2 separate regions of the Homo sapiens genome follow, and region 2 is linked to region 1. A link is a loop called in an ENCODE intact Hi-C map of the cell type or tissue named here. Cell type or tissue: heart right ventricle. All regions are shown on one strand. Each heading gives the region's core, and the rest is flanking DNA. Links, peaks and the distances in the headings are about the cores only.

Region 1 (14,309 bases), core at 9,310-14,309:
ATCGGATATTTGAGGCAACAGTATGAAGTTTAGGATACTTTGATGTTTAGAACAGTGTTCCCCAAACTGTGTGTGTTCTTCAGTATTCCTGTTGTGTCTTGTAAGATGCTCTACAAAAAATATATTTGTTAGTTGAGAAAATAGTGAAATGAGCTGAACAGTGTTTTTTTATTGTGGTGAAAAATGTATAATATGACATTTATTTTAACCATTTAAAAATGTACAATACTGTAGTGTTAACTACATGCACATATTGTTGTGCAACAGATCTCTAGAACTTTTTCGTCTTGCAAAACTGAAACTTTATATCCATTAAACAGCTCCTCCCAGTCTCTCTCCTCCCCTCCTATCCCTGGCAACCACCATTCTACTTTCTCTCTCTAAGATTTTGCTGGGCCAGTCACGGTGGCTCACGCCTGTAATCCCAGCACTTTGGGAGGCCGAGGCAGGCGGATCATGAGGTCAGGAGTTGGAGACCAGCCTGACCAACATGGTGAAACCCCATCTCTACTAAAAATATAAAAATTAGCCAGGCTTGGTAGCACGTGCCTGTAATCCCTCTGCTCAGGAGGCTGAAGCAGGAGAATTTGCTTGATCCTGAGAGGCGGAGGTTACAGTGAGCCGGCCGAGATTGCAGCACTGTACTCCAGCCTGGGTGACAGAGCGAGATTCCGTCTCAAAAAAAAAAGTTTGCCTGCTTTAGATAACGCATGTAATTGGAATCATGCAGTATTTGTCTTTTTGTGACTGGCTTATTTCACTTAGTATAGTGTCCAAGGTTCATCCATGTTGTAACATATGACAGGATTTCTTTCTTTTATAAGGCTGAATAATATTCCATTTTATTTAGAGACTTTTTTTTTTTAACCTGTTCATCTGTGGATGGTCATTTCAGTTTTTTCCACCTCTTGGCTATTGTGAGTAATGTTGCAATGAACATGGGTTTGCAAGTATCTTTTTGAGATCCTGTTTTCCATTCTTTTGGATATATGCCCACAAGTGAGATTGCCAGATCATATGATCCTTCTATTTTTAATTTTTGGGGGAACTTCCATACTGTTTTCTGCAGCACCTGTACTATTTTGCATTCCCACCAATGGTACACAGCATTCCAGTTCTTCCACTTCCTCACCAACACTTGCTATTTTTTGTTTTGTTGTGAGGTGATGGCTCATTGTAGATTTGATTTGCATTACCTGATGGTTAGTGATGTTGAGTATCTTTTCATATGCTTTTTGGTCCCATTTGTATATTTTCTTTGGAGAAAATGTCTATTCAAGTCCTTTGCCCCAATGAGTTTCATAGCTGCAGGACTTCTCAGGGCCTTTAATATGCTGATGTGCACTCTGTACCTCTAAGGAGGGGATAAAGTATTCAGCATTTTTCAGACTTAAATGTCCATGGAATTTTCCCAGTTATTTCAGGGGCGGGGTGGGAGACTCTAGTGTTTCATGGAATACCTTTATATGTTGTTCTGTGATAGTACTTTTCATCCGATGATGGGTCTTGCATGTAGAGGTGGATGAAGGGAGAGGTCAGAGTGAGAGGTGTATTCAGGCACCAGCTCACTGGCTGTTCAGCCTGGCAGAATATAGGAAAAGTAGAATATCAAGCTGGAATCGGGGTGGTGGCATGTGAGGAAGCCATGAGGCTGGGTGCATAACTGTTAGATCTAGTAGGCAGTGGGAAGGTAAGGATAGACTTGGTGAGGTTCGTTTGTGTTCATTAGAATAGACAAATAAGATTGGTCAACTTCAGGCTGGGTGTGGTGGCTCACGCCTGTAATCCGAGCATTTTGGAAGGTTGAGGCAGGTGGATCACCTGAGGTCAGGAGTTCGAAACCAGGCTGGTCAACATGTGAAACCCCATCTCTGCCAAAAAATACAAAAATTAGCTGGGCGTGGTGGCTCATGGCTGTAGTCCTGAGTACTTGGGAGGCTGTGGTGGGAGAATCGCTTGAACCCAGGAGGTGGAGGTTGCAGTGAGCTGAGATTGCGCCACTGCACTCCAGCCTAGGCAACAGAGCAAGACCCTGTCTCAAAAAAAAAAAAAAAAAGATTGACCAACTTCATATGAAGCAAAATATCATCTTGACCAAGGACTGGGTGAGGAAGTAGGCTGGCCACTGTGATTTGAGCCTGAGTTATGGTATGAGTCGTAGGTAGCAGAGGAGCTGGGCACTCCCCCATTTAAGAAGGGCAGACCATTGCCTTGTCTTCAAGGAATTTTGTTTTTTCTTTTCTTTGGGCCCCTCTGATGAGCTCTTCCTTGTTTCCTGTCAGTCCTAGGCCTCAGCCTTTGGATGTGGGCTTCATGTCACCTGGATTCTCTGCTGGATTCACCAGTGGCATTTTTAATTTTCTGCCCTTCAAGCATTGGACAGTTGCCCTAGGCTGATTTGATTGCAGTCACCCTGTTAGTGTTGAGCAGATGGTGGTTCCCGCAACTGGAGCACATGATGATTATGTAGCAGTTGGTTTGGGCAGTTCTGTAAGTCCCCTGGCACAGTTGTCTGAAATTGGGGCCCTCCTCCGAAAGGGTTCTCACAGGTCGTCATGGAGCCTCAGCTGAAGACTCCTAATAGCTCTACTATTTGTGAATCTTTACCTCCAGGGGAGGCCTCAGTGTACAGAAAGATTCGACCTGCTAATGTTACTTGAATTAAGAGTTGAAGGTTTCTGGTTAAGGGTGTGTTGGAAGCTTTGTAGTGTTTGTATTTCAATTTCAGTTTTCTTTTGCCTGGAGTTAGGATATTATCTGTGTGTTTACTAGTAGGAGACACCGACATCTTATAGCTGAGTCAAGTTTATCTTGATGTTCTTGGTCCTGGGTGCTGTTCCTTTGCCAGCTTTTTTTGTTTGTTTGGTCATCATAAAGCTGATTTTTGGACACCCTGACTGATACTTAAAAATGTTCTATCTTTGACAGTAGGTGTGGCCTATTACACCCGAAGCAATTCCTTCTGGGAGTGGCAGTGAGGCCATCTAAGCCACAGGGGATGTTCCAGGCTTTCCCTCAGCTCTTTATCTCCTACTAATGATCCTGCAATATCAGAATTAGATGGCTTTTCCCTCCATGAGGAAACTGAGGCTCTAATCTGAGACAGATGTGTTTTGTAGCAACATCCTGAAAATACAAAATGTATCAAGCTTGCTTGGTGTTAGCTGTTGCTCTTATTGCAGAAGTCACTGTTTAGACTTCACAGACTTACATTTTTGCACTCTTGCTGTCCTTCCATCTTCATCACCCCTCTCCACTCTTTCTTTTATAATCTTAACTGTCATTTCTATTGCTGTAGCTTAGCTGTCTGTCTTACATACGTGGAGAAATTGTGTTTTGTTTGTTTGCATGTTTTCTGACTGCTGCTCAGGGCTAGGTCTGGGGCAAATGCAGAGGGCAGGTAGTTAGCATATAGGTAAGCGTATGAGCTCTAGAGCCTCTCTGGGTTCAGATGCCAGATTTGCTACTTACTAGTTGCTTGACATCAGGCAAGTTACATGAAATTCTGAAGTGTCAATTAAACTTTCTGGGTCTCAGTTTCTGCATTCGCAAAAAGGAGATTGTGACAGTGTGGTATGTACCGCATGGGCTATTGTTAGGATGAAATGGGTTCATACTGTAGATGTGAATGCTTGAAGCACTTGAATGCTTGCTGCTTGAATGCTTGATGTCACTTGAAAAGTCTCGTCATATTAGCTGCCGCTATTGTTGTTATTACTGTTGTGGAGATGAATGAGATTCCCTTTGAAGAGATTAAATAATAGGTAAGCCACAGTCATAAATGAGAACACAAAAAGAAACTGGTGAATGTCATGGGAAAGGACCTCATTAGCACTGTCTAAGTAGAATCTGTGAGATACACATGTAATATTCAATGTTCTCATAGACACATTAAAGTAAAAGAGCAGTGAAATTAATTTTAACAATATATTAATCCAACATATCCAAAATATTATTTTAGCACATCATCATTATAAAAATTATTAAGAAGATACTTTACATTCCTTTTTATGCTGTGGTTTCAAATATGGGAAGTTTTTACATTTACAAAACTTCGCAATTTGAATGTGAAATTTTCATTGGAAATATTTGATCTGTGTTTAGATTTCATAAGACTGACAGTTGAAAAGGTGGACTCACGTACCCAAGTTGTTCTAAACATACTTAGAAGTTTTCCAGTAACTGAATCTTGAATATCAGTTTTTAAATTTGTATTTCAATTTATTAAAGTGAAATAAAATTAAGTATTCTGTTTCTCAGTCACAATAGCCACATTTCAAGTGCTTAGACACATGTGGCTGGTGGCAACTGTAATGTAAGTTTACTTAAAGTGTGAACTGAATTCAAAGGTGACAGAGTATTTTAAGCTGGCAGGATCAGGGAAGTCTTCATGGAGAAAGTAGGATTTAAATTGGAACGTGAACAGGTAGAATTTGGATGCATGGAAAGAGGGAGAGAAGTACAAGAAATACCATGGAAATCTTTTTTTAAATTATACTTTAAGTTCTAGGGTACATGAGCACAACGTGCAGGTTTGTTAACATATGTATACATGTGCCATGTTGGTGTGCTGCACCCATTAACTCATCATTTACATTAGGTATATCTCCTAATGCTATCCCTCCCCCCTCCCCCCACCCCATGACAGGCCCCAGTGTGTGATGTTCCATTGTTCAGTTGCCACCTGTGAGTGAGAACATGCGGTGTTTGGTTTTCTGTCCTTGCGATAGTTTGCTCAGAATGATGGTTTCCAGCTTCATCCATGTCCCTACAAAGGACATAAACTCATCCTTTTTTATGGCTGCATAGAATTCCATGGTGTATATGTGCCACATTTTCTGAATCCAGTCTATCACTGATGGACATTTGGGTTGGTTCCAAGTCTTTGCTATTGTGAATAGTGCCGCAATAAACATATGTGTGCATGTGTCTTTATAGCAGCATGATTTATAATCCTTTGGGTATATACCCAGTAATAGGATGGCTGGATCAAATGGTAAGAAATACCATGGGTATCTATGGAATTAGGAGAACATGCATGACAATAAGCTTGAAGAAGGGAGAACAGTGGCCTGGTTAAGACCATCCATGAATTACCCCTGACTGGTCATGGTTGTCCTTGACCACCAGAATCAGGATTTTAGAGTGACATGATCAGAGGGAGCAGTGTTTAGTATGGGTTGGAGAAAGGAGACTCTGGGAATTGAGAAACCTGTTAGGCCTTGCAGGATCTCAGAGTTGGGGTAAAGAGGGCCTGGACTTGGGTACTGGGGTTAGGAGCGGAGAGGAGGGGTAGGATTTGGAGAAGTAGTACAACCTGGATTAAATGTGGACCTTGCAGGCAGGTGGTAGAGGGGATTGGGAAGGTTTGAAGCCTGGGAGTGTTTGTGGTGCCATCAACAGAAGGAAATGGGTTCCTTGTTTTAGTTCCTGTGGAGAAGAGCCACATAGTTGGGGCGACTCTGTTAAGTGGGACTCTGGATCCTTGCTGTGATTGTGAGAACAAGAAGGAAGGGCTGGCTTCATGTGTGACCTGCCATAGTAGCCTCCTCAGTAATAGAGAGGCTGCTGTTCCCTGTGGCTCTTGTTCCTAATTGTTTCATTTCAGGGTAGATTCTGGGTTGATGGAGTTTCTCCTACGGCTGGGGAGGGGAGGGTGTTGGAGAAGTGAAGGGGAATCTTGAATTCTGTCCTTTGTGTACTTTCCAAAACACAAATATACACACCCACACGCTGTTCCCTGCAAGAGAGAAAACGTACCTCAAATGCATAATTACGCAAGGACTTGGCACTGCAGTGGTCTGCTTCTCTCTGTCCTCTGCAACTCTAAGGGTTTCTTCTTTTTAAACTCAGAGCAAGGGTTGTGGTATTAGGGTTGTTGTATTAATGAGCTTGGGCCCTGGGGGACTTTTATAGCAAGGAATCGTCTGTTCTCTCTGGTAATCTGGATACTTTCATGTACCATCCTAGTCGTATATTGGGATTCGTGGGCACCACTTGCCTCAAAGCAGGAGAATCCTTGGTTGGAGTCAGAGCTGTGCCAGCACTGCCTTTTAGAAATCTTGATTCCTCATCCTCCTCATCCGTAGACCCCATATTATGTTGTTGGGCTTGGCTTAGTCAAAGGGTGATGTTTTGTCAGGGACTGACTCTGCCAATGTGAATTTTTGGCTTTGTTTGTGGTTCCTCCTCCTGGAAGACATGATTCAGATTTTCCTAAACTCTTTGGACCCTACTCCATTCTCCTGGAGTCAGCTTCCTGTTTTGTTTTGTATTTCATAAACAGGCTTTCTCTTGGGGTGGGGTTAATGATTTTTATCCCACAGTGATTTTATCTGTTGTGTTAGAATAATGCTAGCTGTGGTAACACATCTCGAAGTTTCAGTGGCCTGGTATTGTAAAGCCTTATTTCTTATTTCATGTAGCAGTATAGAGTGGGTGTTCCTGGTTGGTGGGGGACTTCCCTCTACCTTGAGGGAAAGTGATTCAGGGATCTAGGCTCTTCCATCCCATAGTACCACCATTTTAGCTGGTGGAAGGGGACAGAGTATGGACAGGGCACACTCATTTGTTAGAGCCCCGACCCAGGTATCACCTCTCACCCACATTTCATTGGTAAGAATAAGTCATGTGACCTCACCTCAATGTAATGAGGCATGGGAATGAAGGCCTGGCTGGGCAGCTACTTTCCAGTGACTCTTCTACACTAAGGAAGGAGCACAAATCTTTGGACAACTGTCAGTTTTTCCCACATACCCTGACTTGGTTTCATTTAGGAGAGAAAAAAATGCCAATAACTTATATTTGGAAACAAGGAGTCCACATCTCCATTCACAGTCTAACTTTTGGTACTTCCTGTGGACCGATGGCCATTTATTCATTCAGTTTCAATTTTCTTGAGAACCTTGTATATTTGAGGCACAGTGCCAAGCTCATGGCTGATGGGAGAAGAGGGTCAGGGAAGGGGAAAGATGTCACGCTAATGTGGACTCTAGTAACTTTAGTCATGCTTATCTTGGCAGTCAGCTGTCAGCTTTACTTGGCAAGTTCCATCGGCATGTGACCAGCCATGTTGATCCCTCTTCTTAAAACCCAGCTCTGGTCATGTCACCACCCTCTCTTCAACTTTTAGTGTCTCTCTAGAACTTGCAGGATAAAGTTCAAGCCTCTTAGTCTGGTGTTTGAGGTCTTTGACTATTTGTCTTCAGACGGCCTTTACAGAAATCTCTGCAGCTGCTCCCTTGAACTTCTTGCCCCTGCCATTAGGCTAATTGGGTGTCGCCTCATGACAGGCCTCTTGCCTCTTGCTTCTGGGCCTTGTCACACCTTTCCCTCTGGACTGTTTTCCTGCTCTCTTCGCCTATCCTTGGTGGCCCAGTCAAACCTCTGAGCTTGGTCTGATGGATCTAAGGCACATCTGAGCATCCTTTAAACTATAGCAAATACCACACTGCATGTTCAGCATCGTTTATATGGCTGTTTATTAGTGTTAATATTTCATGGAATATCTGTCTACTATTGCCGATTGTCCACTTCGAGAAGATAGTTTCTTATGTTTGCTATAGAGTCAAGCTCGGTGCAGTTCATAGCAATAAGTGCTGCAGTTCATCAGATGTTCGGCATGCGCTAATTGCTTTATGTCACACCTCAACCCTTCAAGGTGGGCATTATGTTCATCCCCATTTTACAGATGAGGAAGTTGAGCCCCAGGTTCACCCAGCTAGTAAGTGGGGAACCAGGCTTGAACAGAGTTCTAACTGCTGGTTGTAGGAGATGTCTATTCTGTGGCTGATGAAAGTAGAGGTAAGTGCAGCATACACCTCGTATTCCTTGTTCCCTCAGAATTTATAATCCAATTGTGAGACTAGATGTGTACAACTTCTGTACAAAAGTAGAAGAGGTTGCTTGGCAGCTTGCAAGGGTATGGGCTTTCGAAAGTCAGACCTGAGGCTGGGTGCAGTGGCTCATGTCCATAATCCCAGCACTTTGGGAGGTCGAGGCAGGCGGATCACTTGAGGTCAGGAGTTCGAGACCAGCCTGACCAACATGGCAAAACCCTGTCTCTACTAAAAATACCAAAATTAGCTGGGTGTGGTGGTGGGCGCCTGTAATCCCAGCTACTTGGGAGACTGAGGCATGAGAATCGCGTGAACCTGGGAGGTGGAGGTTGTAGTGAGCCTAGATTGCGCCACTGCACTCCAGCCCAGGCGACAAAGCAAGACCCCATCTTAAAAAAAAAAAAAGTCAGACCTGAGTTCAGATCTTGGTTCTGCCATTTACTGTGGTGTTACCTTGGGGAAGTTAGTTATTTCTCTAAGCTTCATTTTTTTCATCTGTAGATTAGCGAGGGATGATACCTTCCAGGGCTGCTGTGAGGATTAGAATGAGAGGAAATGAATACAGTTATTGACTAGTAGGTGTTGAGACAATAATAAACAATACAGACTAAATAATCTTAGCTAACATTATTTGTCAGCATTATCCAAGGTAGGGTATGGATAAGTGCCAACATGGATGGTCCTGTAAAATTCAGAAATGTGGGAGCCTCTGAAAGCTGAAGTGGGTCAGGAAGCTTCATGGAAAAGGGAGCACTTGAACCAGATTTTTGAGAGATGACTAGCTTTTTTTTTTTTTGTAGTTTACAGATGCTTTATTTGGCTATGTATTGTTTATATTGTTGGAATTAGATGCCAACATTTAAAAATTGGGTAATTTCTCATGAACCCATATTTCTGGCTTCTTCTGAAATATTGAAGGTTAGCAACATGTGGCCTGCATTTCAGAAATCAGAGCTGAGTAGGAGCTGCTGTCTTTAGAAAAGATATCCTTTGTCCTGTACCCTGAGGTATTTGAATTTGAAACCCCATTTATAATCCCTTACGATCTTTTCCCCATTAGATAATGTATTAGTTTCCTATCACTGCTATAACAAATTACCACAGTGACTTAAAACAAATTTATTCTCTTATGGTTCTGGAAGTCTGAAGTCTAAAATGGGTCAGCAGGGCTATGTTACTTCTGCAGGCTCCAGGGAGAGTCCATTTCCTTGCCTTTTCCAGTTTCTGGAGGCCACCTGCATTCCTTGGCTCATGGTCCCTTCGTCCATCTTCGTAGATATGGTTGAGGTTTTAACTGGATGTAGGGAAAAGCTTCATGTCTCTTTCTGCTTGTTCATTTATAATACAAATGTGGGTTGAGGATCTAGTCACCTGTGCTGAGTGCAGGGACAGGACAGATACCCTGATCTCATGGAACTTATATGCTTGGGGTTAAGATGGGGGTTGAGGAACAAGACAATAAACATATAAAAAGTTCATTAAGAAGAGAAACATTGCCCAGCATGGTGGCTCTTGCCTGTAATCCTAGCACTTTGGGAGGCTGAGGCAGGCTGATCACTTGAGCCCAGAAGTTCAAGGCCAGCCTGGCAACGTGGTAAAACCCCGTTTCTACAAAAAAAAAAAAAAAAAAGGTGTGTGCCTGCTGTAGTCCCAGCTATTGAGAAGATTGAGGTGGGAGGATTGCTTGAACCTGACAGGTCAAGGATACAATGAGCCATAATTGTGTCACCACACTCTAGCTAGGGTAACAGAAGGCGATCCTGTCTCCAAAAGAAAAAAAAAAAAAAAAAGACAAATATCTAGAGTATGTGTGTGCTATACAGAGACTTAAAAGTGGCCAGGTGGCTATTATAGCTGGGTAGTACAGGTAGGCCTCTCTGTAGAGGTGATATTTGATCTCAAATGTAATGATGAGAAGGACCTAGCCATACCATGATCAGAAATACTTTTATAGGCACAAGGAAGCACATGTGCCAAGGCCTTGAGGCAGGAATGAGCTCAGGATATGCAAAGAGCAGAAAGGAGGTGGGTGTGTCTGGAGCATGGTGAATGGGAGCAGAGCTGCAAGAGGACTGGCAAAGTCAGATCAGCTGGTACCTTGACTGGGCCAGAGTTTGGATTTTATCTTAAATATAATAGGAAGCCATTGGAGGGTTTTAAGGAGGTTGCTAACATGATCTTAGATATTTGGAAAAGCTCACTCTGAGTGTATGTGCAGAGTGGATTGTAGGGGCGGTAGTCCAGGTAGAGATGATGGAGGCTTGGACTGAGTGCTGCTATTAGAAATGGAGAGAAGTGGGTGGTTTTGAGAAAAAGCCAGCAGCTGTGCTTCTTTGTGCCTTTTTCCTAGCATGCTACAGCTTTGGTTTATTTTAGGCCCTATGCTGTGTTCTAAGGAGACCGCCCCTGGGCGTTGCCAGCTTCATGCCTGGGAGAAGGAGAGTGACAGCCCTGGGCCCAGTGCTTGTCTGGCTTCTGCATAGCCTGTCAGTGTGGAGGTGAGGCTGTGGCCAGCCTTGCTTAGCAATGTCTTTCTGGAATGTTGACCACTTAGGTCATGTCTGGACATTCTTACCCCAGACCTTGTCTCCATCCCAAACTAAACATGTCCATTTGCTGTTAATTCCACCTCCCTTTGGAGGAACTCTTTCCTTGCCTTTGCTGATGGAGAAGTCTAGGTAAACCCTGCGGATCTTCCATCTCTCCCAAGCTTGCCCAGAAAGGGGTGGGGCATCCCTAGAGTACTATGTCCCTGAATGGAAGAGTCCAGCCGGGCTCAGACCTGCACTGCATTCTCTGCCAGTCTTTGCCAGTATCTTCACCCTGTGTCACGGGTGGAAGAGCCCCAAGCCTGTGGCGTCATGTTGGTGGAGAGTGCCCTCACTGTGTATTCCCCATTGTGCGCAGTGATTTTTAGCACAAGAGTTATTTTTAACTTAGTTTTCCCAGCCCCTTAGATGTCTTCTCACTGTTTAGGAAGAAGAGATTAATAATATCTCTTCCATTGCATATGTGCAGCACTTTCAAGTTTCTGGTGAGTTTTGAAAGACATTAACTTACTGTTTCTCACAAGAGTCCTAGGAGATGTGTGGGCCACCCTTCCCCCCGTTGTTACTTTTTAATAAAAAGTCTTGCACACAGTAATTACTCGGTTAATAAACAAGTGAGGATTCTGCAGTTCCTAAACGATGCTGGTGGCCATTTCTTTCTATTTCCTTAGTGCTGTTGACCGAATGTTCTTTATGCTTTAGGAATAAAACGTGCTTGCTGTTGCATTTAGCAATCTGAAATGACCTGTCTTAGAGATGAGGAAATGAGGCTGAGAGAGCTGCCAGGACTTGTTGCAGACTATGCAGCTGGGCCTGGGCTAGTGGGCAGGTGGCCCAGAGCTGCTTTATCCTGCCATTGTGGTTCTCTATGCTGGCCCTTCTAGTATCTCCCTGGAGGCTGGTTTGAGGCTGTGATTGCCGGTGCCTTGGTGAAAGAGGCAGTCCTTTTTTTTTTTTTTTTTAATTTTTGTTTTAATTTTTTGAGACAAGGTCTCACTCTGTTGCCTAGGCTGGAATACAGTGGCACAATCATGCCTCACTGTGCAGCCTCAACCTCCCGGGCTCAGATTATCCTCCCACCTCAGCCTCCTAAATAGCTGGGACTACAGGCACGTGCCACCATGCCTGGCTAATTATTGTATTTTTTGTAGACATGAGGTTTCACCATGCTCCCAGGCTGGTCTCGAGTTCCTGGGCTCAAGCAGTCCTCCCACCTCAGCCGCCCAAAGTGCTAGGATTACAGGCATGAGCCACTGTGCCTGGCTGAAAGGGGTAGTTCTTAACCATATAGCAGGAAAGGAACATGAGGGCCTTTTCCCCCTACATCATGTTGACTGTCCTAAAAATGCCTTGGGTCTGGCCAGCAGCCCCATTCCCCACCCTAAACTTTCTTAACCTTGCCAGGTCCTTTGGCTTGGGAGAATCCTGGTAACTGCAGAAGGAGCAGCAGCTCTGTACTCAGGCAGGCCTGGCTTTGGATCCTGACCTACTATTAACTTGTAAGTGGGCAGCTTACTTAAAGATTCTCTCTTTGAACCTCAGTTTTCTCATTTGCTATTGGTCTTATCCTAGAGAGTGATGAGGGCGAGAGATAAAGTGTCATGCATTGGCAGCCTGGCATAGGGCTTCAGAGTCCAGACTCTGGAGTTGACTGCTTAGGTTCAAATCCTGCCTCTGCTACTTAATTAGCTGTGTGATTTGGGGCAAGTTACTTAAACTCTCTGTGCCTCACTGGCTATTACCAGAAGTTGCACACTTTGACTTGTACCCTTTGCCCACGCGTAAGAATTTCTTACTTTCTTCACTCCCTAACCCCTTCCATACAGAGGCAAGGGGATTATCAGCTGAGAAGACCTTGGTTTTGGACATGACATTTTATTTTGCTGAAGCCTCCTGGATTGGATGAAGCGTTTCCGCTCACTCTGTAGCAGGAAGGGACAGGGTCTGCATGGGAGAGATTGGTGATGCTACCTCAGAGGAGGACCCAAACAGGAAGTTTGGAAACAAGTCAGTATCTACAGAAACTTAAGTTAGGGAATTGTTGGTGCTTAACACAGAAATTCAGCCTTACTTTTCAGAAAAATAACAGATGCCTAAATGTCAGTGGCAAGGAGGGGAGAAGGCTATTATTGGTTTGATTTTTGAGTAAGATCTCAGTGAAGAAAGAGCAGTTTTTATCTGTTTCTCCTGATGTGCTTTGGTTCTCCTAATGAGGAAATAGAGGCTAAAGGGAACAGCTCTCTCTGCCCTTAATTAATTCAATCTTCTGCAGTGTGTGCTAATCTGTTGTTTTCAGCTAGACTGTTGGCTTCTTGAGGGCGGGGGCCAAGGATTCCCCAGTCTTCATAGTCCCCGCTGAGCCTAGCACAAGGCTAAGCAGGCAGAACAGTCTGCTCATGACTGATCGAGGCCCACTTTGTTGTCATCTTTGTTTTCCAGAGTGAGTATATTGCTCCATGTGACTGTCGGCGGGCTTTTGTCTCTGGATTCGATGGCTCTGCGGGTGAGTCACTACTTTTTCTCTGTTCTTGCTGCACCTTTGTTCGCCTCCTAAAAATAACTGAACCGAGTTTCAGCCTGTGATATAGAAGCAAAAAGAAAATGCAAACCAGATGCTCCACATTGACTCTCTGCAGAAAGGTGTGGGTTCCCAGTCTTTCCCTGCTCCCCAAGGTCACCTTTCAGTAACCCTTTTTATTCCTCTCTGTATCTTTGCTTCAAAGTTTTAACAATTTTTATTTTTAAAAAGTTTTTGAACTTTTTATTGAATATAACATACATATAAAAGTTCTATCAATTAAACTGAATATACCTGTGTTACTAGCACCCCAAATAAGAAATGAGACTTTAATATAGTTTCAGAACCTCCTCTCTTAGCTTATTGGTCCCAGATAATTCTCCCAAGTGCTTGGCTTTTGGTTTCTGTTTTCACTCTTGGCTTAAATAACAAAGGTTAACTCTAAGCTGCATTGGTGTTCCTCAAAACCATTATGCCTTTGAGTTTTAGGGTGGACTCCCCACTTCAGGTTTGTTCTCTAAAGCAAGCTGGACAAGGTGGGAGCTCCCCTCCCCTCATGGTTAGCATGCTGCTTCCTTTGGCGTAAGTGCTTGTGTTGGTTGGCGCATTAGGATTGGCTTTGGCTGACACCTCTGCCAAAACCCCAAGTTCTGCCAGGCCTGTGGGAACGGAGGGCAGATAAAGGTAGGAGGCATAAGCTTCCTGCTAGTGACCACAGCAGGAACACTCATAGGGCCCACTTGGTCTTTCTCCAGGAAAGGTGAAACAGCTCCCCTGGGGTGTCTGGTGGAGCAGAGGAGTGGCTGTAATTGCTGAGCAGGAACCATCCCTCCCTGTGTCTTGTTGATTATACGAGACCACTTTGGCCATAGGTCTACAGTTCTCCATTCTCTGTTCTTGACTCATACTGTGCAAGTGGAGTCCTTTTTGTGCAGGGACCAGTGCCAGGTAGCTTGGGTCTCAGGACTGTTCTTTCAGAGCTTGACACACAGCTTGTTTTCAGTAGTGTGGTCTTCTCTTGCCCAGAGGTTTCTTTGGAGTCAAGGACCCATCTGCCCCACTAGGAGCTGATGCCTCTTACTGCTCTTGCCTGTCTACTGTCATTTTGTGCAGCTTCTGAGCAGTTGTTAGAAACCTTTCTTCTTCTTTTTTTTTTCTCCCCTGCTTCAGGCACAGCCATCATCACAGAAGAGCATGCAGCCATGTGGACTGACGGGCGCTACTTTCTCCAGGCTGCCAAGCAAATGGACAGCAACTGGACACTTATGAAGATGGGTGGGTACAGGCATGGCTAGCCCAAACTTAGTTGGCCTGATCTGGGCAGGGATCCTAGAGGTCCTCAGGACTCCTGGATCTTAATCCTTTTATGCAGTCATGGACCCTTTTGAGAATCCAAGGAAAACT
Region 2 (16,496 bases), core at 4,198-9,197, 200 kb before region 1:
GATTACACTGTGAGCCACTGAGCCTGGCCTATAATCTACTTTTAATTTAGTTAATTTAGTGTGTAGTCACGTGTGCTTGCAGTAGACATATGTAATACTAGGCTGCCAAATCACAGACTTCCTCAAAAACCTTAAGTCTTCTCATGCCACTCTGAGCGTCAAGGTACCCAAAGGAAGAAGAAAATACGTGCATGGGATATACCTAACTTATTTATTGGTTCCTATGACTTGAGTCATGCCTTTCTTTTCTTTACATATTCAGTCTGAATTGGGTATCCTCCTTTAATAAAGTGCTATACCCAGAAAACACACAAAATTTAAACCACCAAACACAATACTAGGTTGTCATTAAGGCTCTGCAAATCAAATACACAAATTAGATGTCCATTTCTCCTTTGAAAGACTGGAAGCAACTGGTCACCACTCCTCCTCCACCCCTCTTTTAACCTGAGGGTAGTTTGAGAAAACTTCTACCTTATTATACTAACATTTCCAAAGAGGGAGAAAAATTACAGCCTTCTAATTCAACTCACAGGACTTTGCAGGATCTGAGTAACTCGTTTCCTCTGCTCCATCATGTTGAAGTCTTGTCGTAGATCAGGAGACATGTTCCTCTCCCTAATGTATTCTGGGTCATTTTCATTGATGCGGTCAAAATATCTCTCTTTGTGAGGCATGCTGGGAGGAGGAGGAGTGGTAATCACGCCTTGGCTGGCATCTGAGCTCATGTTTTAAGTCTGTGGATTACTCTTGTTATCTGCATTAATAAACACAAAGAAGGACATCCATGATAAATTCATTAAATTCAAAATTTACATGGGTCAAGCAGAACTTTTACATTTTGCCCTCAGAGTTAACAGGTGCACTTTAAAAAGTAGCTTCTCAAAAATATTAGAACAATTTTTTATTCATATAAAAAGATCTTAGATTATAATGCTCGATTTGTAATTGATATTTTCAGAGCTAACAGAAACTCATGGTTCAATTAAATTACGTTAATGTCATCAACTGCCTTTTTTTTTTTTTTTTTTTGAGATGGAGTCTCACTGTGTCACCCAGGCTGGAGTGCAGTGACGTGATCTTGGCTCAATGCAACCTCCACCTCCTGGGTTCAAGAGATTCTCCTGCCTCAGCCTCCCGAGTAGTTGGGACTACAGGCGCGTGCCACCATGCCCAGCTAATTTTTGTATTTTTTTAAGTAGAGATGGGGTTTCACCATATTGACCATGCTGGTCTGGAACTACTGATCTCATGGTCTGCCCACCTCGGCCTCCCAAAGCATTGGGATTATAGGCATGAGCCACTGTGCCCAGCTGGGCTGAAGTGATCCTCCTGCCTTGGCCTCCCAAAGTGATAAGATTACAGGCATGAGCCTCTGTGCCTGGCCCCCAACTCCTACTTTTAATACCACATATGCAAAGTCATACTTTCTAAGTATTTCAGAGTAATAGGAACTAGTACAAACCAGTATGAATTACATTAGGGAAAAAATAGTCTTAAACAACATTCTTTTAAAGTGCTGCAAAGAACGAATTTTTAAAAAGTAGTTATAAAACTTGTGAACACTAAGGGTTTCCCTCTGATGTAGCCTTTGGCCATGCAGAATAGAAACAAGGTATCATGTATATACAGAATTCTAGTTTTAAAAATCTTATGCAAATATTTATGCAACAACTATCCAACATGCATGTTTAAAAAACATTAGGTTCAAGACACAAATAGATGAAACACTCCAGAATGGTGGCTTTCAAACATTTTATATTGTATTCACATACAAATATATAAGATACATAACTGAGATAAATTAATGACATACTTTCCCTTACTATGTGGTATATTCCGATATTTTCTATTTTAATCTACTTCATTTTAATACACGCTAGTCAAATTGATTGATGATCCACTAATGGGTTGTGACCCACAACTTGAAAAACAATGCCCTAGAAACTCTAAGTTATGGTCAGGAAGGAAACGGAAGGGAGAAGGGGTAGGAAATGTTAATTGAGAATGAATATATGCTAGAGAGGAGAGTAAGATTGATTTTTTTGAAGAAATATTGTAGCTTATTACATATTTCTTTACATATTAATATTTTAAAAATAGTACTTACAGTAAATCACATTTTTGTATTTTTTTTTTTTAAATAGAGTTTAAGCTGGGCGTGGTGGCTCATGCTTATAATCCCAGCATGTTGGGAGATTGAGGTGGGAGGATCACTTGAGCCCAGGAGTTCCAGATCAACCTGGGCAACATAGTGAAACCCTGTCTCTACAAAATAAATTAAAAAAAAAAAAAAAAGCCAGGCGTGTTGGCATGCACCTGTAGTCCTAGCTACTCAGGAGGTGGAGGTGGGAGGATTCCTTGAGCCCAGGAGGTTGAGGCTGCAGTGAGCCATGATCACACCACTGCATTCCAGTCTGGGCGATGGAGTGAGGCAAAAAAGTTTCTGTATTCAGGCCGGCACAGTGGCTCATGCCCATAATCGCAGCACTTTGGGAGGCCAAGGGGGCAGATCACGAGGTCAGGAGTTCGAGACCAGCCTGGCCAACATAGTGAAACCCCGCCTTTACTGAAAATACAAAAAATTAGTTGGGCGTGGTGGTAGGTGCCTGTAATCACAGCTACTCGGGAGGCTGAGGCAGGAAAATTGCTTGAACCTGGGAGGCGGAGGTTGCAGTGAGCTGAGATCACGCCATTGCACTGCAGCCTGGGCAACAGAGTGAGACTCCATCTCAAAAAAAAAAAAATTCTGTATTCATGAAAATAGTTCACAATTTGCTTTAAGAAATATGGGTGTTAAAAGAACTTTAGCCAGTCACAGATAAAATGTTACAACTATCTGCTTAGTTTAGATAGAAGGCTTTGCAAATAGCACAATGTCTACCCATTTAAAACACATCAATGTCAGCACTGCAGAAAGATAAAAACATTTTCAAGCTCTCTGAGGATATTACAAAGGGCTGTTTATGATTCTATGAATTATACATCTGAAAGCACATTTTTGGGGGAGGATTTTTGAAAATAAGTACCTATAAAACAGATACTCTAAACACAGAGCCACTTAAAAATACTCCCAATCATTACATTTCTATCCAGTCCCTTAGCCATCCAACTCCTAGGATTATTATTCATAGATAAGAATAATATTTCTGCAATGTTTCAGTATATTCAACCATTTCAAAGCAGAACTACAGAAGACCAGGCTCCTCTGAATCAAATCAATTGACTGCCTTAAATTGAGGATCATTGTACAAAACAACTGGCCAGTACTCTTCAATCATGTCAAGGTCATGAAAAATAAAGACTAGGCTGGGCGCGGTAGCTTATGCCTGTAATCCCAGCACTTTGGGAGGCCAAGGCGGCCAGATCATGAGGTCAGGAGATCGAGACCATCCTGGCCAACACGGTGAAACTCTGTCTCTATTAAAAATACAAAAAAATTAGCCAGGCGTGGTGGCAGGCGCCTGTAGTCCCAGCTACTCAGGAGGCTGAGGCAGGAGAATGGTGTGAACCTGGGAGGTGGAGCTTGCAGTGAGCCGAGATCACACCACTGCACTCCAGCCTGGGTGACAGAGCGAGACTCTATCTCAAAAAAAAAAAAAAAGAAAAACAAAGACTAAGGAACTGTAAGGAACTGTTCCAGATTAAAGAAGACAAAGGAGACTAAGACGTGACAATTAAATGCAACATGTAATCTTGGATCAGATCCTAGACCAGGAAAAGGACATCAGTGAGACAATTGGTGAAATTTAAATAGAATCTGTAAATTTGATAATAGTATTTACATCAATGTTAATTTCCTGAAACTGATAATTACAACATGGTTATGGAAGATATTATCATTTAGGGAATCTGGGTAAAGGACAAACAGGAATTCTTTCACTATTTTTGCCAACTCTTTTGTAAGTCTGAAATAATTTCAAAACAAAGCACAAAAAATCCAAAATATATACATAAACATTAATCCAATATAAGACAAATCCAATCTCAACACAGTCAAAGGAAAATATTAATACCACAATTTTCAGGGCCCTCCTGAATTTTATAGTATACCATGTTCTTTCCTCACCAAAGAATTTTTAAAAGTTTGCTCACAGGTAAGATAGGATACAAAACACACTTACAAAAAGAAAACCCCCAAACAATACCTGAGCTATTAAACAAAAACAGTCATACATATGAAAGCTATATTCCCAATCCACTTAGATTAATATAAGAACCCTCAAAACTCAAAGTAACAGAGGTAGTAACATTGTATAACTGTTAATATACTTAAACAGTATCTGACATATGCTCATACCATGTATTTTGTAAAGCTGTTCATTATCAAATTAACCCAAAGTGTTCACAGACTGAGAAAAATACCCCTATGTTCAATTCTGAGCTCACCAGCACTGCTAGTGCCATTCTTGCCTATCTTACAATCTGGGTTGCTTGTATTCAGGTCCACTTGTAGAGCCCTTTCCACCTGAGTTACCTGTTAGATGCCTCTAGATGAGCTGGACTCCTGATTTGGGCTCTGTGGTACATCGTTTTTCAAAGACGGCCTCAAGAATTCTTCCATGCTTCCCTGCGATCTACTTTTTCCACTAAGAAGTAGAGACTATTTTCCTATCCCTTAAATCTGGTTTGGACTTGTGATTTGCTTTGACTAAAACAATGTGGCTGAAGTGACATTATACACTTTGAGGGTCGTGCAGCTGCCACACCATGAAGAAGCCCATAATGAAAAATGAGGAGAAAGAGGCCCAGCTGTCCCCAGTAAGCCAGGTTCCCAGCAGACCCCCCCCAGCTAACTATCGCAACATGAATGAGTCCAGGTAAAAGCAGGTAAGGTGCTACTCAGTCAACATACAGAATCATGAGAAATAATAAATTGTTAAACACACAAAGCTTTGTTTTTGTTGTTGTTTCTGTTTTTCACACAGCAACAGATAACTAAAGTGAAAACTGGTGTTACTGGTGCTGTAATAACAAAAACTGAAAACCTGGCATTAGCTCTGGGGCCTAGGCAGTGGGGAGGCTATTAGTGGAGGCTGACAAGGCAGTGAGGAGACTGCTACTGGAGACTGGAGAGAGGGTTATGTTGCATAATGAGAGCACAAACTAACAAGAATGTGTTAACTTGAAAACTAGAAAACATGCTTAACGAATGTGGAGCTCACTAAGATTTCTAGGTAGAATGCTGAAAGAGCCAACTGAGTATTGTTTTTTTCCAAAAAAATATTTTTATATAATAATCTATAATAAATAACACAGACATCCCTTATGCCCTTTTCCCCAGTTTCTCCCAATGGCAACACATTGCAAAACTATATTACAGTATCACAACCAGCACACTGACAGTAATATAGTCAAGAAGGAGATTATTTCCATCACCAGAAGTACTCCGCATGCTGCCCTTTAATAGCAATGCCCATTTCCACTCCCTCCTTAATCAGCAGCAACCACTAATCCATTCTCTATTGCTATAATTGTCATTTAAAGAATATTATACAAATGAAAATATGCAACATATAAAACCTTTGGGGATTGGCTTTTTTCACTCAATCATTTACTGAACATTTGTGGAGGCTGTCATATCAATAATTTGTTCCTTTTTACTGTTGAATGCTATTCTATGGTATGGCTGTATCATTATTTGTTTAATCATTTGTCTACTCAAAGACAACTGGTTATTTCTCGTCTTTGACTATTATAAAATTATAGCATATTTTTTCATTAACAGGAAAAAGTAGAAACAACCCAAACATCTATCAACTGACAAACACAAAGTATAGTATTTTGTCATATGGTAATCCAGAAAGTGGAATATTACATGGCAATAAAAGGAAATGGAATACTGATATGTGCTTCAGCATGGATGAACCTTGAAAACATTGTAAGTGAAAGAAGCTAGTCACCAAGGACCACATATTGTATGACTCCATTTATATGAAATGTTTAGAAAAGACAAATCTATAGAGGTAGAAAACAGATTAATGGCTGCCAGGCACTATGGGAAAATGAGGAGTGGCCGCCAATGAGATTTATTTTTGGAGTGATGAACATGTTCTAAAATTATTGTGGTGATAGTTGTACAACTCTGTGACTATATTAAAAACCACTGAATTGTATACTTTATATGGCCAAATGGCATGGTATGTGAATTATCTCCATAAAACTGTTATTTTAAAAATCCAACCTGAGAAGCTACTGACCACCTTGCAAGCTTGGGAATGGGGACTCTCTTGTAGTCCTCACAATGGGCGAGAACTCCATAAATGGGGGCTGAATTAAGTTACTTTACTATATCACAACTCCTTCCAAATAAATCTGGTTTGCATTATTTATAGGCTGGGAATAGTAAAAACAATCTTTTGAAAAGAAGTTATTACTTACAAAAAAATCTTTCCAAACTTAAAATTCTTGGCAGTTTGAATAGCTTTCTTTAGAATAAGCAAAGAGATGGCTGTACTTTCAACTACCAGACCTATTTTTCCACACTTCAAAGAATAATCAAAGATATGCCAAGACCGCAAAGCAGCATATTTGGTTAAAAAACAAAACAACAAATGCTATTTCAGTTTTTCTTGATGAAAGTTACTATGAAATTTTAAAGTTATTTGAAGTTCTAGAAAACAACTTAGACCCTACACAAACTATGACAAGCTACTATCCTTAGATCACTAGTGAAATTTTCTTCATTTTAAGTTCTAAAAGACATGAGCTGCTTTTAAATGCTAGCCAAAATTTTATATACAACTGACATGGAAATTGACAGATCTGAAAACTTGAAGCAGAAATAGATAAAAATGAAGAAAAATGGGAGAAAAAACCCAAATGAACCTGGCATTGAGCAGCACTGAGTAATACAGATGGCACTAAGTGCACAAATGGAGAAAAACTTAATTATCCCACAAAGCACTAGGCTCTTATTCCTAAAAGGCTATTGATTTTATATGAGCTTCTCTTGAAATATTTCAGACTAGATTCAATGATCACTTTTTACAGATGAGAGGAAACTATACTCAGTGGTGTTGAGTGACTTTTCTAAAGTTACATTGCTCAAATATCATATTATAAAATCATAATAATGATGTTTATTAGCATTACCATGTCATCCAGATTGCCCCATAATCAAAATTTACTCCTTCAATGAAATATAAGAAAGAAAACAGACCCATCACGCCATGTTTATGGATGTATTTTATAAATACCATCCACTGAGAGGAACAGGCTATTAAGAAGAACTAAAATTCTAGTGCTTGTAATAGACTTAATGGTCCGTTTGCCTAGCATGCACAGAAAAATAGATGTACAAGTGGGGTAGTTGTATAATGGTGGTTTATTTGACCTAAATACCAAAGGGACAAGTTTTAAGTACATCATTAAATATTAAAAAGTACTCACTAACATTTTATCAATACAGTAGTTCCCCTCCTTAACTGCAGTTTCAGTTACCTGTGGTCAACCACTGTTCAAAAATAGGCGAATATAGTACAATAAGATTTTGAGATACAGGGAAAGACCACATTCACATAACTATATATTTTTCATACATACACACACACACCCACACACCATAAAGACACTTAGTATCTTTGCCATCAGTACTTAGCAAAACATATAAATAAGATGCATAAAGACAAAGAGTATTAGGAGATGGGCAGATGAAGAAGCTCAATGAGCAGGCAGATAAATGGTATAATAAAATGTCATGGAACATTCCACACAACTTTGAGTTCCAAACAAAAAGGAACTACATGCAAGGTACGGACCACTAAATTGACTCAAGTCCATCTGAAAAGGAGACTACGTTGGCTATTGATCAGTATATAGGAAGTCTTAACTCTTTACCTGACAGATGACCACTATGACTTAATTAGAAGCTATTAACAAAATGACATTGACTGTGCTCTGGGTAATAATAAATTGTATTTAAGTTTCACTTTAATATAATTTAGCATCATATTAAAAGAGTTGAGGGCTGTATTATGAAACAAAACAAACCTCAGAAAAATATCCTGTTGGGACCTAAAGAGTTAAGACAAGTATAATACACCAACTGAAATAAGTGGTAATAGAAATTGGTCTAATATAGATACTAAATAGAAATGCATGTATACATAAACATGTCTAAACTACAAAAGCAGTAATTTAATGAAACATTTTAAAGCAATCACAGAATTCCAGGTACTATGCTCTATACAGATTTTCTCATTTAATATCCTTTACAACTCTGGCCAGGTGTGGTGGCTCACGCTGGTAATACCAGCACTTTGGGAGGCCAAGGTGGGCGGATTACTTGAGGTCAGGAGTTGGAGACCAGCCTGGCAAATATGGTGAAACCCCATCTCTACTAAAAATGTAAAAATTAGCTGGGCATGGTGGCATGTGTCTGTAATCCTAGCTACTCAGAGGCTGGGGCAAGAGAATTGCTTGAACCCAGGAGGTGGAGGTTGCAATAAGCCAAGATTGCACCACTGCACTCCAGCATGGGTGACAGAGTGAGACTCTGTCTCTCCAGCCTCCAAGAAAAATCCTTCACAACTCTATGAAAAGGCGACCAGTATCCCCAACTTTATAGATAAGAAAACTGAGGGGTTTTTTTTTTCAGTTTAAAAAATAAAATTATATTTATTTAAAGTATACAACATAATGTTTCCCCACCCCTTTTATGTTAGGTTCAGGGGGTACATGTGCAGGTCTGTTACATAGGTAAATTGTACGGCATTGGGGTTTGGAGTACAAATGATTTCATAAGCCAAGTAAGTGAGCAGAGGACCTGATAGGCAGTTTTTCCGCCTTCACCCTCCTGCTACCTTCCCCACTCAAGTAGACCGGGTGTCTATTGTTCCCACCTTTGTGTCCATGTGTATTCAATGTTTAGTTACCATTATAGGTGAGAACATGCAGTATTTGGTTTTCTGTTCCTGTGTTAATTTGCTTAGGGTAATAGCCTCCAGCTGCATCCATGTTGCTGCAAAGGACATGATTTCATGTTTTTTTTATGGTTGCATAGTATTCGAAGGTATATATGTACCAAATTTTCTTCATTCAGACCACTGTTATGGACATCTAGGTGATTGATTCCATGTCTTTGCTATTGTGGATAGTGCTGCAATGAACATATTTGCGCTTGTGTCTTTTTGGTAGAATAATTTATATTCCTTTGGGTATACACCCAGTAAATGGGATTGCTGGGTTGAATGGTAGTTCTGTTTTAAATTCTGTGAGAAACCTCCTGCTTTCCACAGTGGCTGGACAGCAGTGTATAAGTGTTCCGTTTTCTCCACAACCTCGCCAACATCTGTTATTTTCTGACATTTTAATAACAGTCATCCTGACTGGTATGAGAAGGTATCTCCCTGTGGTTTTGATCTGCACTTCTCTGATGATTAGTGATGTTGAGCATTTTTCCATATGCATGTTGACTTGTGTGTATGTCTTCTGAGAAGTGGATGTTCATGTCCTTTGAGACTATTTTCTTAAGGGGTTGTTTACCTGTTGGGTTAAGTTCCTCATAAACTCTGGATATTACACCTTTGTTGGATGCATAGTTTGTAAATATTTTCTACCATTCTGCAGGTTGTCTGTTTTCTACGTTGATAGTTTCTTTTGCCGTGCAGAAGGCTCTTTAATTATGTCATACTAGTTTATTTTTGTTTTTTTGCAATTGCTTTTGGAGACTTCATCGTGAAATCCAGGTTTTCTCCTAGAGTTTATAGTTTTAGGTCTCACATGTAAGTCTTTGATCCATCTTGAGTTGAATTTTGTATATGGTGAAAGGAAAAGGTCCAGTTTCAATCTTCTGCATATGATGGCTAGTCAATTATCCCAGCACCATTTATTGAATAGGGAATCCTTTCCCCGTTGCTTGTTATTGTTGACTTTGTCAAAGATCAGATGGTTGTATGTGTGTGGCTTTATTTCTGGGTTCTCTAACCTGTTCCATTGGTCTATGTGTCTGTTTTTGAACCAGTACCAGGCTGTTTTAGTTACTGTAGTCTTGTAGTATAAAAACTGAGGTTTAATAAATTTGTCTCAGATTACCAAAGGTTCTTCTCACAAATAAGGAAATTACTCATGGTTATAGATCTTAACAGGCATGGTGGAGTTAGCCAAAAAATATGAGATGGCTCAAAGGACTATCATTTCCTAAAGATATATCCAGCCATTAGATCACTGACTTTATTTGGGGGAGGGGGGATGAAAATATTATATGATCACAATACTCAATACCAAAGTGGAAATAGTAAATATTCTAAAAGTAGCAATAAAATTTGCACAAAGTCTTCCATGGCTATCAAACCTACACATGTGGAAACCTACCTACCTCTCTGGCCTACTGCTGGAATTGTCAGATTGATCCGTATTATTCTTAAATTCCTGAACCCCGTTTTTGTTCTTTTGAAATGACTTGTTATCTTTAAAATAAAACTAAATTCTAAACCTCAATATAAAGTCCAGGAAATAATAAATCTATAGTTGTTTAGTAAAAGTTAGGACTGAGCCTTAGTTTAAAATCCAACTTAAAGTCAAGGGAAAAAACCCCCACAACAATAACAAAATAAAATAAAATAGTAACAGCAACCCACTGCGGTACTAAATGTTCTGTACTTAATGGAAGTTGATGTCTGACTAAGCAGTCATTTAAAAAAGATAAAATATGTGTCAATTGGAGGCCACAGCTAAGAGGGTGTTTCAGTTTCAAATTTTGTTTTACAAATAAAAATATAATATGAATTAATATAAACTCTTGGCAAACATGAGTCTCCTTGTGATTGTACAATTGGAACAAAGCAGTTAGATGTAGTCATAACACACACATTGTTCATAATGTAGGTGCAGAACAGTAAGTAAAAAAATGTCAAGTAGGGGCTGGGCATGGTGGCTCACACCTGTAATCCCAGCACTTTGGAAGGCCAAGGTAGGCGGACTGCCTGAGCTTAGGAGTTCAAGACAAGCCTTGGCAACATGGTGAAACCCCACCTCTACTAAAAATACAAAACATTAGCTGGGCGTGGTGATACATGCCTATAGTCCTAGCTACTTGGGAGGCCAAAGCATGAGAATCGCTTGAACCCGGGAGGTGAAGGTTGCAGTGAGCTGAGATCACGCCACTGCACTCCAGCCTGGGCGACAGAGCAAGACTCTGTCTGCCAAAAAAAAAAAAAAAAAAAGTCAAGTAGGTGCTTGTTATATCAACATAATCATTCAACAGGGTGATTCAAAGACTAAAGACAGAGTTGGACAATGCTGAGGATCAGTCTAACCTCTGTGTCACTAACGACGAAGGATATTTTATTGATCTACGTTACCTGTTACAAGGAACAGTGAGGCAAACAGATTTCTGTACTTGAGGTGATGGTGGGGGTTGGGAGAGGAAGAGAGGCAGTTACTTGCTTAGACATTGGTAGAGGTGAAAATAACATTCACTGGTAACTTGAAATAAAAATCTTTATTATAATTAGGTCAAATTTACCAATTACAATGGCCATACAAGGGGCAGGGTTACAAAGTTGAAAACATGTACAGAAAGTTCAGAGAAAGTATTTCTTCAAGTCCAAACTCAATCATTAATCATTATCTAACATTAACTTGAATTGTTCCCAACATAAACCATTTGGAAAAGTAAATATGAAACTGATTTTATATATATATCATATATATTATAAACATATATCATATATACATATGTGTGTGTACATATATATATATTCCTATGAAATGAGTAAAACAATCAACCACAGAAAGGCAATCCCTCAAGTATCTTACAGAACCCAAAGACACACAGCCTTGGTGAGCCTTTACTCTCCTTTCTACAAAATATAATGAACATTCTATATATATTCCCTTAGTCACCATTTGTCTTCAATGTGGAGTTTTGGAAAATGGTTGAGAAACAAAAGAAGGGTTCCCCACCCCACATCCCAACCCCTTCCTTAGAGAAAGCTGACAGAGACTAGTGGATTGATTACTTAGATGTGCGTCTCAGACATTTAGTTTCTGTTGAGTTCCCTGCTATTAGAGAAAATTTTAAAATTGAGATCCAGGAAACTATCCAGAGCTTGACAGCTCATGATAAATGAGAGGTTTTAAAAAGAGGAATCACTAGAAATTATTATTTTTAAATAAACATTCATTGCTCTCAATTTCAGGAGATACCGTAAGTCTTTGATTCTTATTTGGTAGTCTTTCTAGGCAAAAAGCTTTTTTTTTATTTTTATTTTTTAAAGAAACATCAACTCTCACATACTTCATACTTTACTGCATACCCACTCTACAAATCTCAGTGGACCTTTTCTCAAATGAATATTCAAATACAAATAATATAGGAAATTTAACTTCCCCAAATTCCAATCTTACATCTACCTATTTCACAAGCTGAAATTAGATTTTAACTGAAGAAATGCAAATAATCCAACAAAGCTTATTATTAAAAATGAGCTGAGTCTGCAAAATAAATATGCATTGAAAAGGCTAGTCTAGGAAACTGATTTGTTACCATGGACTATGTTTCTGTGTTCCATTCCTAATACAGTCATTGTGACGTGCCACGGTGGGGGAAAGGGAGGGATGGAAAGGCACAAAAAAATGAGACAAAGTTCCTTATTTTAAAAATTGGAGGAAAATACACAAAAAAATATTAAAGAACCACAGGGTATAATTACCAAGAGTTCATTTTGATCTACTATTTCAGATATTCAAGCTAAAGACTTTTGGCTTTCATAACTTATAAAAAATACAGCTGCAAAAGTCAATCCAAAAACTGTAGGCAACTCAACACACTGCAACTGCAAAGCAGTTGGATTTGAAGGAGGAGTTTCTGCCTTCCGATTTTGGCTGCTAAGGAACATTTCAAGATCATCACAACTTGATCTGTTTTGTTTATGAAACGCCTAATATTGTGCCATGAAAATGCATCTTATTAAGCACAGATAATGGTACTTGAAAACTACTTGCAAAAATACTTTTTGGTTATAACCTGCCACTTTAGCAATTGGTTGATGGTTTTAAGTGCAAGTTCACAAAAAGAGATTTTTATCAATTTCAGAAATCTGTTTCTCAAAACGGATTTGTCAAAAACTTGCTTTTTCAAATGTATCATCTTTTAGATCTAAAGATTGACATTCAGCCATACTACTGTACTATAGTGGTTGAATAGTGTCTTCCCTAAAAATTCATGTCCCCAGAAGCTCACAGTGTGGCCTATTTGAAAATAGGGTTTGTAGATCAAATTAAGTTGAGATCATACTGGATTAGGGTGAGTCCTAAATCCAACGACTAGTATCTTTATAAGAGGAAAGTGAGAGAGATTTGGACACCAAGTAACAAAAAAGACACAAAGGAAGAAAAAAGCCCTATGATGACAGGGCAGAGATTGAACCGATGCAGCACAAGCCTAGGGACCAAGCTGGGAACCATGAGAAGCCCGGGGAGGGGCATGGAATAGATTTTTCCCTCAGACCCCTCAGAATGAACCAATCCTGCCAACACCTTGATTTTGGACCTCTGGCCTCCGGAACTGTAAGAGAATAGATCTGTTGTTTTTAGCCACCGGGATTGCAGTACTTTGTTATATAGCAGTTCTAGGAAACTAACACATATACTGTTCCAAAGGAATTTCCATCCTAATATCTATTTTTGAAAGCATTTTACCATCAACAGTGTGAATAGATAGCACACCTTTGCAGAATCAATGTCAGCTCTTCAGAAATAACAAATCGTCAAAACACTAACCTGAACAAGACATCTGATATACATAAGTACAATGCAACATTCTGGTTTTCCACAATGGCATGACCTTTGCCAACTACCCTGTCAGTCAGTGTTTCCAAGGAAATCTAAAGCAAGAAAAATATGAACATTCTTGTCACATCAGATGAACAAAAATTTCTTTGTAAAACTGAAGATTCATAATGAAGGCCAACCACAAATTAAAGATGCAGCAGGCTCTACTGCTTCCATCATAGCGGAAACACTGTTAAAGCAGTTACTAAATCATAAAATACTACGGAATATATTTTCACTTAAGCAAGGATGGACTTAAAAGCCACTTGCTCAGGACCAGGCATGGTAGCTCATGCCTGTAATCCCAGCAATTTGAGGGGCCAAGGCAGGTGGATCACTTGAGATCAGGAATTCAAGACCAGCCTGGCCAACATCTCTACTAAACTCCATCCCTACTAAAAATACAAAAATTAGCTGGGCGTGGTGGTGGGCGCCTGTAATCCCAGCTACTTGGAAAGCTGAGGCAGGAGAATTGCTGGAACCTGGGAGGCAGAGGTTGCAGTGAGCTGAGATGGCGTGCCACTGCACTCCAGCCTGGGTGACAAAGCCAGACTCAGTCTCAAAAAAATAAAAAAAAAATAAAAGCCACTTTCTAAAGCGAGTGGGTTTCTTGCCATGTGTACATACATGCTGCATTTCTGCTATTCTGCTCACATTGGAGACCACTGAACCCACATCTTGCAGGTTCATGCCAGGCTCTGGGACCCTTGGATTATGGGAAACCCTAAGAAACTAGTTTAGTATCTCTCAGCATCAAGTCAGTCTTGCAGTTGTTCCCACTCTGATGTTCTGACACTGATGTAAAGAACTACCTGAGACTAAGTAATCTATAAAGAGGTTTAATTTACCACAGTTCCACAGGCTATACAGGAAGCTTGGCTGGAGAGGCCTCAGGAAACCTACAATCATGGCAGAAAGGTGAAGGGGAAGCAAGCACATCTTTGCATGGTGGCAGGAGAGCAAGCGAGCGAAGGAGGAAGTGCTACATACACACTTTTAACCAACAAGATCTTGTGAGAACTCTATCATGAGATAGCACTAGGGGGATGGTACTAAACCATTAGAAACCACCCTCATGATCCAATCAACTCCTGCCAGACCCCACCTCCAATACTTGGAATCACAATTTAATATGAGATTTGCGTGGGGACACAAATCCAAACCATATCAAGCCTGTTTTTTGTTGTTGTTGTTTTGAGGATGGAGTCTCACTCTGTCCCCAGGCTGGAGTGCAGTGGCATGATCTCGGCTCACTGCAACCTCTACCTTCTGGGTTCAAGTGATTCTCCTGCCTCAGCCTCCTGAGTAGCTGGGACTACAGGCACGTGCCACCATGCCCAGGTAATTTTTGTATATTTAGTAGAGATGAGGTTTCACCCTGTTGGCCAGGATGGTCTTGACCTCCTGACCTCATGATCCGCCCACCTCGGCCTCCCAAAGTGCTAGAATTACAGGCGTGAGATACTGCGCCCAGCCTTTTTCTTTTTCTTTCTGTTTCTGAGACGGAGTTTCGCTCTTTGTCACCCAGGCTGGAGTGCGATGGCATGATCTCGGCTTACTGCAACTTCCGCCTCCCAGGTTCAAGCGATTCTCGTGCTTCAGCCGTCCAAGTAGCTGGGATTACAGGCTTGTACCACCACGCCCAGCTAATTTTGTATTTTTAGTAGAGAAGGGGTTTCTCCATGTTGGTCAGGCTGGACTCGAACTCCCGACCTCAGGTGATCTGCCTGCCTCGGCCTCCCAAAGTGCTGGGATTACAGGCGTGAGCCACCATGCCCGGCCCAAGTCTGTTTCTTAATCATTAAATTCTGAGCCACTCCACTCACTCTCAAGCAGCCTAATTCACTTTCTTGTTTCTCTATCAGGTAACTTCAAATACTTTTACAATTGAAGGTCTATGCCTGAACCCTAGGGCCCACGTCTCAGTCTTAGACCCTTCTATCATTTGCCACTGTTCCCTGAGGTCACCTGATAGCTCACATCTTTGCATATGGCAGTAGATCTCCGATGCCATGCAGATCTCCCTGGTACTGATTGGATCTGGACTTCTACCAATTACCACCCTTTGCCAAAAATTCCCTGTCCCTAAACTCTGCCTATGTGCTACAGTTTGACACCTACTGAATCTCACTCATATTGACTGTTCACATACCTGGACTCATTCCTATTGCCCATTTCTGGGAATCTGCTCCTGACTGTTTACCTGGATTCCAGTCAGTAAAATCCCCTGGGTATTCACCAAATTAAATCTTCAACAAAGTGTAATCTAAACTATAATTATGAACTTTAGAAAAAGTTCTCTAGATCCTGGTCTCCAGATTATATATGCCCCATTATTTCATTTTGAACTGTGTTGGACATTAACTGCCATGCAAGCTTGTGGGTGCATTTAAAGAGGTCTAGGCTCTTTCCTGATAAAACAGGATTTAGCTTTGAAAAGTAGGCCTAGTTGATATGAACAAGAATTCTAAAAATGTATGTATACATTGATATTTTATGACACCAAACTAATTCATATCAAAAAATGGGGGGGAATTAAAATTATTTCTAACATGAAGAAACTGGAAATAATGAGAAGATAAAGAGACAACAACCCAAGTCTCCAGTCCACTGCTGGAAACTGAACTCTCAATAAAAAGTGAGAAAATCTGGAAAAAGACCTGAGAAGTCTAATATCAAATTCAGGAAAAAGAGAAAACATTAAACTAATTAACTATTTA

Evidence for each region. Peaks named below come from ENCODE experiments on the same cell type or tissue, not always from the same donor. Only the 100,000 strongest peaks of a DNase experiment are listed, where the experiment ranks them.
Region 2: it touches region 1 in a loop (2.5-fold over the local background); 17 of 110 quality-filtered maps call a loop at or near these places.

The regions. Positions count from the first base shown.
Region 1 is chr10:109,891,593-109,905,901 of GRCh38, reverse strand. It overlaps XPNPEP1 (X-prolyl aminopeptidase 1), which reads left to right. Exons shown (of 21, transcript NM_020383.4): 4 at 12,827-12,890; 5 at 14,076-14,180. Among named protein-coding and RNA genes, the nearest start is that of XPNPEP1, 25 kb to the left of the region's middle. RefSeq lists an enhancer at 13,714-13,773. In heart right ventricle, for the core only: no CTCF peak of the experiment used is centred there; DNase peaks (open chromatin) are centred at 10,281, 10,541, 11,221 and 13,566; H3K27ac peaks cover 5,000 bases.
Region 2 is chr10:110,084,886-110,101,381 of GRCh38, reverse strand. ADD3 (adducin 3) reads right to left here. Exons shown (of 15, transcript NM_016824.5): 2 at 534-757. The coding sequence starts at 728. Among named protein-coding and RNA genes, the nearest start is that of ADD3-AS1, 85 kb to the right of the region's middle. RefSeq lists an enhancer at 14,473-14,622. In heart right ventricle, for the core only: no CTCF peak of the experiment used is centred there; no DNase peak of the experiment used is centred there; H3K27ac peaks cover 410 bases.